Regions from separate parts of the Homo sapiens genome. Here region 2 is linked to region 1. Evidence: chromatin contacts called from ENCODE Hi-C or POLR2A ChIA-PET data. All regions are on one chromosome and are shown on one strand. Each heading gives the region's core, a stretch centred on a gene start or an enhancer-like site at or near the end of the contact. The rest is flanking DNA. Distances are from core to core; before and after follow the strand shown.

Region 1 (5,513 bases), core at 1,355-3,854:
AAAAAAATTAGCCCGGTGTGGTGGCAGGTGCCTGTAATCTCAGCTACTCAGGAGGCTGAGGCAGGAGAATCACTTGAACCCGGGAGACGGAGGTTGTGGTGAGCTGAGATTGCGCCACTGCACTCCAGCCTGGGCAACAGAGCAAGACTCCATCTCAAAAATAAATAAATAAATAAATAAAAATAAAAGAAAAAGCAAAAAATGAAACCATAGGAGTACTAAAGGAAAGCCGGGTGCAGTGGCTCATGCCTGTAATCCCAGCACTTTGGGAGGCCAAGGTGGGCAGATCACAAGGTCAGGAGTTCAAGACCAGCCTGGCCAATATGGTGAAACCCTGTCTCTACTAAAAAATAAAAAAATTAGCCGGGCGTGGTGGTGTGTGCCTATAGTCCCAGCTACTCAGGAGGCTGAGGCAGGAGAATCGCTGGAACCCGGGAGGCAGAGGTTGCAGTGAGCCGAGATCAAGCCACTGCACTGCAGCCCAGGCGACAGAGCAAGACTCTGTCTCAAAAAAAAAAAAAGAAGTACTACAGGAAAGCATGAGAAGGTTAAAAACATTTTTTTTTTCAGTACAGGGGAAACTTCCATATCTAAGCATGATATGAATGCCAGAAGGCATAAAAGAAAAGCCTGATAAATTGACCTCCATGAAAGTCAAATTTCTGCATGGTAATAAATACCTTAAACAAAATCAAAGGTCAAATGATAAGCTGGGAAAAAACATTTGCAATTCAATTCATAGATGAGCCAAGCATGGTGCCTCACGCCTGTAATCCCAGCACTTTGGGAGGCAGAGGCAGGCAGATCACCTGAGGTCAGGAGTTTGAGACCAGCCTGGCCAAGAAGGTGAAACCCCACCTCTACTAAAAACACAAAAATTAATGGGTGTGGTGGTGGGCGCCTCAAATCCCAGCTACTCAGAAGGATGAGGCAGGAGAATCACTTGAACGGAAGGCAGAGGTTGCAGTGAGATGGCGCCATTGCACTCCAGCCTGGGCGACAAGAGTGAGACTCTGCCTCAAAAAAAAAAAATAAGTAAATACAATTCACAGATGAAGGATTGGTTTCCCTAATGTAAAAAGAGTTCCAAAAATCAATTAAGAAGAAACAAAGAACCCCACAGACAAATAGTCAGGACTAGGATAGTTAGGATATGAATAGGCAATTCACATAAAGGAACACACAAGTAAATCAAATATACAAAAAGAGAGCCACCATCATAGTAAGAGAAACTACACTGAGAGACCACTTCTCACCTGACAGGTTGGGCAAAGTCAAAAAATGTAGTCAAGTGTGGTGGCAGGCCGGTAGTCCCAATTACTCAGGAGGCTGAGGTGAGAGGATCCCGTGAGCCCAGGAGTGTGAGCCCAGTCTGGACAACATAGAGAGCCCTCTCCCAAAAAAAGGTTTGCTAACTGATTCCAATGTGTTTTCAGTATGTTCTTGACTAAGAAGGGCAGAAAGTTACCACATCACTGGGTGGTGATTTAACTTCTGAACCTCAGTTTTCTTTTCTGTAAAATGGGTGTAACATAGTTCTTACCTCATAAGGTTGTTATGGAGAATTAATGAGTTTAAAAATGCAAAGCATTTAGGCCGGGCACAGTGGCTCACGCCTTTAATCCCAGCACTTTGGGAGGCCGAGGCGGGCAGGAGATCGAGACCATCCTGGCTAACACAGTGAAACCCCGTCTCTACTAAAAATACAAAAAATTAGCCGGGCGTGGTGACGGGCGCCTGTAGTCCCAGCTACTCGGGAGGCTGAGGCAGGAGCATGGCGTGAACCCGGGAGGCGAAGCTTGCAGTGAGCTGAGATCGCGCCACTGCACTCCAGCCTGGGTGACAGAGCGAGACTCTGTCTCAAAAAAAAAAAAAAAAAAAAAAAGCTAAGCATTTAAAACAGTGGCTGGCACATGGTAAGCACCATATAAGTGTTAAAGTCTGAAAGTATAGAGAATTTTAGTATGTATTAGCAACAGACCATTTATTCTGAAAAATCCTCTGTGTTTCCAGACTTGGTAGCCACCCTATACATACTAGGTACTTTTAAAATACATTATCTTGTGGCTGGGTGCAGTGGCTCACACCTGTAATCCCAGCAATTAGGAGGTCAAGGCTGGCGGATCACTTGAATCCAGGAGTTCAAGACCAGCTTGGGCAACATGGTGAAATCCCATCTCTACAAAAAATACAAAAAATTAGCCGGGTGTGGTGGTGCGCCTCTGTAGTCCCAGCTACTCATGAGGCTGAGGTGGGAGGATCACCTGAGCCCAGAAAGTGGCAGTTGCAGTGAGCCAAGATGGTGCTACTGCACTACAGCCTGGGTGACAGGGCAAGACCCTGTCTCAAGAAATAAATAAGTATAAATACATACATACATACATTATTTTATTTAATCCTCCCAATAGTCCTATAAGGTTGGTTTTATCTCCATTTTACTAGTAAGGAAACAAGGGATCAGAGAGTGAAGTTACTTGCCTAAGGTCACACAGCTAGTGAGGGCTAGGGACAAGGTTCACACTGCTCATGTTCTTTTCACTCCAGTTGCTCTGTCATCTTAGGCCATCTACTCGGGTGTGCCTTTCTCAATCACCCAAGTCACGCTTTGGTCCACTGAGAATGGAAAAATCCAGCCCAGTTCCAGATGCCAGGCCCCAGCTGGAGCTCCTGCCTGACTGATGCTGCCACATGATAGGCTGATTTATAGAGAAGTAGGAGAGCATTCCCCACACCCAGCGTCACCCTGATGCAGGATTCCTAAGGTGGAGGGAGAAGCAGGCTGGCAACTAGCTCCGCCTCCTGAGAAGTTGGTGGGGGCTGGGGAAAGTGCGGTGGAGAGAAAGACCACTGAAGCCCCACGGAGAGATGCCAGGGCTTACATTTACACAGGGGCATAAACATAGTGGCCCCACAATTCCTTCTAACTCTGTCCCTTGGGTAAGCCCCAGAGTCTCCTAAGTGCATCCACGCAGGCTTGTTTTAAGGCGCCATCGACGTGAGCAAAGTGCGCAGTGACCTTTTCTAAATAGATCTCATTGGGCTGTGACTTTGAAAGCGGGCCAAAGTCCCCAACCCAAAATAGACAGCCTACTGCCCTGTTATTTTCATGGCTTAAAAAAAAAAAAAAAAAAACCCTCCAAAGCAAAGCAACTATTTTTATCACAGGCCTCTCTTAGAATAGCAACACCTATTTACTTGGAGGGAGGAGACTGCAGGGACAGTTTCAGAGCTGGTGACTGTACCAGACAGGGTGGATGAGCACACACAGAGGGAATCCTCCTACCCATCACAGGGCCTGGCTGGCTCCGGTACATCTACCTCCAGTACTTACACACAGGTCCCAGCCCACCCCGCACCATGCACCTCATTTTTTTTTTTTTTTGAGACAGAGTCTTGCTCTGTCACCCAGGCTGGAGTGCAGTAGCCGATATCTTGGCTTACTGCAACCTCTGCTTCCTGGGTTCAAGCAATTTTCGTGTCTCAGCCTCCCTAGTAGCTGGGATTACAGGCACCTGCCACCACGCCCATCTAATTTTTTTTTATTTTTAGTGGAGCTGGTTTTGCCATGTTGGCCAGGCTGGTCTTGAACTCCTGACCTCAGGTGATCCACCCATCTGGCCTCCTACAGTGCTGGGATTACGGGCATGAGCCACCACGCCCGGCTGTACCTCACTTTATAAACAGCTCCTGCTCCTCCTCACTTTATAAACAGCTCCTGCTCCTCCAGGCTTTGCTTTCATGTTTGGAGCTGCAGCCCTCAGACCCTTTATTTCTCTCCACCACTAAAATTCGGATCTTCTTAGGGCCGGAGGCTCACCAAATCTAAAGAGCATACATCAGCCATGAATAATCAGTCGTAGCTGAATTTTTATTGAGCACCACAGAATGCCAGGGACCACGCTAAGCATTTCTCATGTATTATCTCACTGAATTTTTAGGCCTGCTCTATGAGGTTGGGCTATGAACAGTCCCATTTTACATAAGGTAAGACTGAAACTTAGATAAAGTCATTTGCCCATAATCACACAGTTAAGCAGAGGAAAAGCTGGGAGATCTGAACCCAGGCTTAATGACTCCCGGCTGTGAGCTCTGGATCATTCTTTCATCATTGTAGGATTTTATTTTATTTTATTTTAGAGACAGGGTGTTGCTCTGTCACCCAGACTGGAGTGCAGTGATGCAATCATGGCTCACTGGCTGGGCATGGTGGCTGTCGCCTATCATCCCAACATTCTGGGAGGCTGAAGTAGAGGATTGCTTGAGCTCTGGAGTTTGCGATAAGCCTGGGCAACATGGCAAAACCCCATTACTACAATAAAAAGAAAAAAAATTAAAATTGGCTGGGTAGGTGCAGCAAACCACCATGGCACATGTATACCTATGTAACAAGCCTGCACATTCTGCACATGCATCTTGGTTGTTGTTGTTTTTTGTTGTTTTTTTTTTAAGAAGAAGAAATAAAGAAAAAAAAAGAAAGAAAAGAAAAACTGTAAACACTAAAAATGCTTAGTAGTGGTATAGACCCAGCTACTCAGGAGGCTGAGGTGGAGGATTTCTTAAGCTTGGGAGTTCAAGGCTGCAGTGAGCAATGTTCAAGCCCCTGCACTCCAGCCTGGGTGATAGAGACTCTATCTCAAAAAAAAAAAAAAAAAAAAAAAGAAAAAGAAAAAAAAGAAAAGAAAACAAATACTAGTAGTTTATTTTGGGAAAAATAATTAGGAGAACGCTGTCAGTGTCTCTGGTGGGGCAGTGTGGTGTGGTGGTTAATGACACACACTCTAGAGTCAGGCTGCTTGAATTTAAATCTGAGCACTGCTACTTTCTACCTGTGTGACCCTGGGTCATCTATGGAGTGTCTCTGTGCCTTTGCTTTTTTACCTATGGAATAGTACCATCTATCTCATATGATGGACCTGAGGATAAACATGTGAAAAGTGCTCAGGAAACTGAGGCTCAGAGAGGGATAGTGATTCGTCCAAGGTCACACAGCATAGTGACTGGTAGAGCTAGAATTCAAACCTAGGAGTTTCTGATTCCAAAGCCTGTGATTTTCTAAGGCTATTTATGAGTCTAGCACTTTCCCTCTCCAATGGTTCCTCCAACCTCAACATTCTGAGACGAATTATTAAGGAAAAATATTCTCTCTGTGGCATTTCTTCTCTTTTTTGCCTTGAAGTAAAAGCTGTTGGCTACCAACATCATCTCTAAATGAAATGAGGTTTTCCTTCTCAGGACACACAAATGGTTAAATTAAAGGTGGAGCTGGTCTCTGCTACCTGTGCTAGCTGGCAGTCCTCTGCCTACCCTCACCTTCTCTCTGAGCAATTCAGCAAATGCCTATTAGGTGCCCATTCTACCTTGAGGACAGTGCTAACCGTTAAGAAATTATTAGAGCTCTTCAAGCAGAAGGGCAAAAGTTGTGTGGAGATGGAGATGGAACTAACACCTACTCAGCCCCTACTGTATGCCAGGCACATGGAATCTTCACAACAACCCACTTTTTCTTTTTCTTT
Region 2 (5,513 bases), core at 1,113-3,612, 36 kb after region 1:
TTGAGTCCCTATTTTCAATTCTTTTAATTTTTTTTTTTTTTTTTTTTTTTTGACAGAGTCTTGCTCTGTCGCCCAGGCTGGAGTGCAGTGGCACGATCTTTGGCCTGGCCAACATGGTGAAACCCCATCTCTACTAAAAATACACAAAAATTAGCTGGGCGTGGTGGCTTATGCCTGTAATCCCAGCACTTTGGGAGGCTGAGGCGGGCAGATCACTTGAGGCCGGGAGTTTGAAACCAGCCTGGCCAACATGGTGAAATCCTGTCTCTACTAAAAATACAAAAAAATTAGCTGGGTGTGGTGGCATGTGCCTGTAATCTCAGCTACTCAGGAGGCTGAGGCAGAAGAATCGCTTGAACCTGGGAGGCGGAGGTTGCAGTAAGCCGAGATTGTGCCATTGCACTCCAGCCTGGGAGACAAGAATGAAAGTTGGCTCAAAAAAAAGAAATAGGCAATTACTCTGCTGAGTGTTAGGAACTCCAGCCACTGGGAAAGCCCAGGGGGCTGATGGTGAGCACACACCTCAAGTCATACTGTGGATTAGACCTTTGGAATGTCTTCAAGTTTACCCTTCCTATCTTTTCCTGTGGCCACCGGTCCCCCCTGCCTCTAATCTCACCCCATTAGTCTGAGTCCTCCAAGAAGCAAATACCAGGATAAGATTAAATTGTGCTAGGATTTTATTAAAGAAAACACGTGTAGCAGGGAAACGGGGAGGGAGCTGGGAGGGTTGGGATGTAAGTCCAGCCCCAGGTGAGGAAGAGAGGGAAAGAGGGTTGGGTAGAAGGGTCCTAGTTGGCCATGCAGTCTAAGGAGGGTTTGGCAGGGTGTCGGGGAGTCCTTAAGCCAAAGTCAGCTCAGAGAAATCCCATGTCTCCTAGGAATGGGCCTGCCTTAGCATCCCACTCTTGGCAAAGTCATCAGGTGGGGGCATCTCAAGGGAACTGTGTCCTTGCTGCAAACAGAGTACAGCAGTGCTTGGTCAATTAGGATCCCTAGAGTTGGAGGCCTGTGAGGCTCATTCTCATCCCTCCACAGCCCCCACAGGGCTACCAGAGGAGTGCAGTGATCTTTCTGAAGTGCAGTCTCACTATGCCATTTTTCTGCTCGAACTCCCTCCAAGGCTCCCTGTTGTCCTTATGGTCCTTAGGCTAGTGTCTCAGCTCTTTATCTCAGGTATCAAGGTCCTGCTGGGGGAGGGGAGCAATTAACCTCTGTGCTCTGTTGCCCACCTGTCCTCGGCCCTACTCAGATCTTGGATGCCTCAACTACACTGGGCTGACCCCTTGTTGCTCTGAGACGTGCTATCCTCTTTTTTTTTTTTTTTTTTTGACAGAGTTTCGCTCTTGTTGCCCAGGCTGGAGTGCAGTGATGCCATCTTGGCACACTGCAACCTCTGCCTCCCGGGTGCAAGTGATTCTCCTGCCTCAGCCTCCCGAAGTAGCTGGGATTACAGGCGTCCACCACCACGTCCAGCTAATTTTTGTCTATTTTTAGTTGAGACAGGGTTTCACCATGTTGGCCAGGCTGGTCTTGAACTCCTGACCTCAGTGATCCACCCGCCTTGGCCTCCCAAAGTGCTGGGATTACAGGCGTGAGCCACCGCGCCCGGCCGTGCTATCCTCTTTTATTCCTCCACGCCTTTGCCCATGCTGTGACCTCTGCCTGGATAGCCCTTCCCTACATCTCCCAGCTCCAGTGTTAAGTGCTTCCCTCAGCTTCCTAGGTTTAGTCAGCAGCGTCCCTTCGCTCCATCTCTGGTACAGGCCCAGATCCTCTAGAGTAGACAGAAGATTCCAGGGGCTGTGTCGGGAGAACAGGATAAACAACCGCCACAGTCCTCTCGGACTTCTCTTGAAGGGACAGATGTCCCTTCAAGTCCCTTTTGGGCATATGCGCAGAAGCGTATGTGCAGAAGTATTAGTTTAAAAGCTGATAATATACCATGCTTTGTTTATTCATTCACCCATTGATGGACACTTGTGCTTCCCCTTTTTGGCTACTGGAAATAATTCTGCTTTGAAAATGGGTGTACAGATATCCCTTCAAGTCCCCTTTGGGCATATGTGCAGAAGTAGAACTGCTGGATCACGTGGTAATTCTATTTTTAGTTCTTTGAGGAATCACTATACTGTTTTCCATAGCAGAAGTTGAAATTGAATTAAAAAAAATCTTCCCGGCACAAGCTGGCTTGTATGGTTTTGAAATCTGTACTCTCACCCTCCCTCCACTGTGATCAAAGCAGAAATCTAGCACACAGCATCCAGGACAGCCAAAGACCAAAGCCCATCCCCTTCCACATAACCTCCTCCTCACCCCTCCACTTTTCAACGCTGCCTTCCTGGGCTCAAGATTCAATGCTTTATTTTTAGCCCACACGTTGGACTGGGGCTCCAGGAATGCACTTGATGCCTGAGGTGTAACCAGACCCCTGCGTGCACCACTTTTAGCTCCCGCCTTTAGCTTGACATGATAAAAAGCCTTCCACAAAGCAGCTGTAAGCTTGTGGGCCGCAGGCCTGATCCAGTTTTATTTAACCACTGATAATTTGAATTTTTTTTTTTTTAAAAAAGTGGTCTGGGTGCAGTGGCTCACGCCTATAATCCCAGCACTTTGAGAGGCCAAGGTGGGCGGATCACTTGAGGTCAAGACTTCAAGATTAGCCTGGTCAATATGGTGAAATCCTGTCTCTACTAAAAAAAAAAAAAAAAAAAAAAAAAAATTCCAGGTATGGTGGCAGGTGCCTGTAGTCCCAGCTACTTGGGAGGCTGAGGCAGGAGAATCCCTCAAGTCTGGGAGGCAGAGGTTGCAATCGTGCCACTGCACTCCAGCCTGGGCAACAGAGTGAGACTCCATCTCAAAAAAAAAAAAAAGTGGCCGGGCATGGTGGCTCACGCCTGTAATCCCAGCACTTTGGGAGGCTGAGGCGGGTGGATCACGAGGTCAGGAGATCGAGACCATCCTGGCTAACAGGGTGAAACCCCATCTCTACTAAAACTGCAAAAAATTAGCCAGGCATGGTGGCACGTGCCTGTAGTCCCAGCTACCCAGGAAGCTGAGGCAGGAGAATCGCTTGAACCTGCGAGGCGGAGGTTGCAGTGAGCCGAGATGGGGCCATTGCACTACAGCCTGGGCGACAGAGCAAAACTCTGTCTCAAAAAAAAAAAAAAGTGGTAAAATAGACATAAAATTAACCACCATAACCATTTTTAAGTGTACAGTTCAGTGGCGTTAAATACTTTCACAGTGTTGTGCAATTATCACAACCATCCATATCTAGGGCTGTTTTCATCTTCCCAAACTGACACTCTGTCCCCATTAAACACTAACTCTCATTCCCCGTCCCGCAGCCTCTGGCACCCACCATTCCACTTTCTGTCTCTATGAATCTGATTACTCTAGGTACCTCATATATATGGAATCATAACTGTATTTGTCCTTTTAACATAATGTTCTCAAGGTTTATCTGTGTGGTAGCATGTGTCACAATTTCTTTTTTTTTATTTTTATTTTTTTCTTAGAGACAGAGTCTTACTCAGCCACCCAGGCTGGAGTGCAGTGGCATGATCATGGTTCACTGCAGCCTCCACTTCCTGGGCTCAAGTGATCCTCCCACCTTAGTCACCTAAGTAGCTGGGACCACAGGCATGTGCCACCACGCTTGGCTAATGTTTTTATGTTTTGCAGAGATGGGGTTTTGCCGTGTTGCCCAGCCTGGTCTTGAACTCCTGGGGTCAAGTGATCCTCCTACCTCAGCCTCCCAAAGTGCTGACATTACTGGCATGAGCCAGTATGCCTGGCTAGAATTTCCATATTTTCCCCCTTTGGTTTTTATTTTTTTGTGAAGTCTCAAATAATTTCCTTTTTTAAAAACTGATAATATACCATGCTTTGTTTATTCATTCGCCCATTGATGGACGCTTGTGCTTCCCCTTTCTGGCTACTGGAAATAATGCTGCTTTGAAAATGTGTGTACAGAGATCCCTTCAAGTCCCCTTTGGGCATATGTGCAGAAGTAGAACTGCTGGATCATATGGTAATTCTATTTTTAGTTCTTTGAGGAATCACTATACTCTTTTCCATAGCAGAAGTGGAAATTTAAAAAAAAAAAAAAATAGTTGCCAAACTCTAGATTTGGGGCTTCTGCTAAGAAACTGGAGGTCTGACCCCAATGGTCTTGCACTTGCAGAACCAGCCTCCTCAGGCCCCTCAGAGACACCTCCCCAGCTAAGCAGTGCCCTTTCCCCAGAGGTCTGGGTCCCAGCTCTGGAGGACCCTCTCTCAATCTTCTCACACTTTATTTATTTATTTATTTATTTATTTATTTATTTATTTATTTATTGAGACAGAGTCTTGCTCTGTCGCCCAGGCTGGAGTGTAGTGGCGCTATCTCGGCTCACTGCAAGCTCTGCCTCCCAGGTTCATGCCATTCTCCTGCCTCAGCCTCCCGAGTAGCTGGGACCACAGGTGCCCGCCACCACGCCCGGCTAATTTTTTGTATTTTTAGTAGAGACAGGGTTTCACCGTGTTAGCCGGGATGGTCTCCATCTCCTGACCTCGTGATCCACCCGCCTCGGCCTCCCAAAGTGCTGCTGGGATTACAGGCATGAGCCACTGCGCTCGGCTATTTATTTATTTATTTATTTACTGAGACGGAGTCTTGCTCTGTTGCCCAGGCTGGAGTGTAGTGGCATGATCTCGGCTCACTGCAGCCTCTACCTCCCAGGTTCAAGTGATTCTCCTGCATCAGCCTCCCAAGTAGCTGGGATTACAGGTGCCCGCCACCAAGCCTGGCTAATTTTTGCATTTTTAGTAGAGATAGGGTTTCACCATGTTGGCCAGGCTGGTCTCGAACTCCTGACCTCAGGTGATCTGCCCACCTTGGCCTCCCAAAGTGTTGGGATTATAGACTGAGCCACCGCACCCAGCCTCTCACTTCTTTTTTTTTTTTGAGACAGAGTCTTGCTTTGTCTCCCAGGCTGGAGTGCAGTGGTGCGATCTCAGCTCACTGCAAGCTCTGCCTCCCGGGTTCATGACATTCTCCTGCCTCAGCTTCCCAAGTAGCTGGGACTACAGGCACCCGCCACCACGCCGGGCTAATTTTTTGTATTTTTAGTAGAGATGGGGTTTCATCATGTTAGCCAGGATGGTCTTGATCTCCTGACCTTGTGATCCGCCCATCTCGGCCTCTCAAAGTGCTGGGATTACATGTGTGAGCCACCACACCTGGCCCCGGCCTCTCACTTCTAATAGCTACAACCTCTTTCCTTTTTCTCTCTAGCCCTAGGCAGTTCCCTCAGTTACACTTTGTGATACTATGGTCCCTTTCTGCGTTTCTAGTAGTCCTGCACCTGGTTAACATGTCCCTCTATTAAATTCTTTCTGTTAAAGCACCTGGTGTGGTTTTCGTTCGCTTGGCTGACAGATCCCACTTAGCTGGTGTTCTCACCTGGAATTGCTAGACAGCAGCTGCCCCCTTTGGTCAGGTATATGCTCTTCTGTTCCCCTCTTCC

The links. Hi-C counts contacts between places; a loop is a spot of excess contacts on that map. ChIA-PET counts read pairs that join two places held with the same protein, here RNA polymerase II (POLR2A). Pooled maps may share reads with other maps.
Region 2: a pooled map shows a loop between it and region 1 (2.3-fold over the local background). The contact joins two enhancer-like sites. A Hi-C loop is called at or near these places in 1 of 50 pooled maps. POLR2A ChIA-PET finds 5 or more read pairs at or near these places in 8 of 52 experiments (A549, H1, Panc1 and 4 more).

What each region holds. Positions count from the first base shown.
Region 1 is chr3:12,691,152-12,696,664 of GRCh38, forward strand. No RefSeq gene overlaps it. Among named protein-coding and RNA genes, the nearest start is that of RAF1, 30 kb to the left of the region's middle. RefSeq lists an enhancer at 2,995-3,496. Within about 2 kb of position 2,605, at least 7 of the 41 ENCODE cell types and tissues checked have a DNase peak (open chromatin) inside an H3K27ac peak, as active enhancers do.
Region 2 is chr3:12,727,094-12,732,606 of GRCh38, forward strand. No RefSeq gene overlaps it. Among named protein-coding and RNA genes, the nearest start is that of TMEM40, 29 kb to the right of the region's middle. Within about 2 kb of position 2,363, at least 6 of the 41 ENCODE cell types and tissues checked have a DNase peak (open chromatin) inside an H3K27ac peak, as active enhancers do.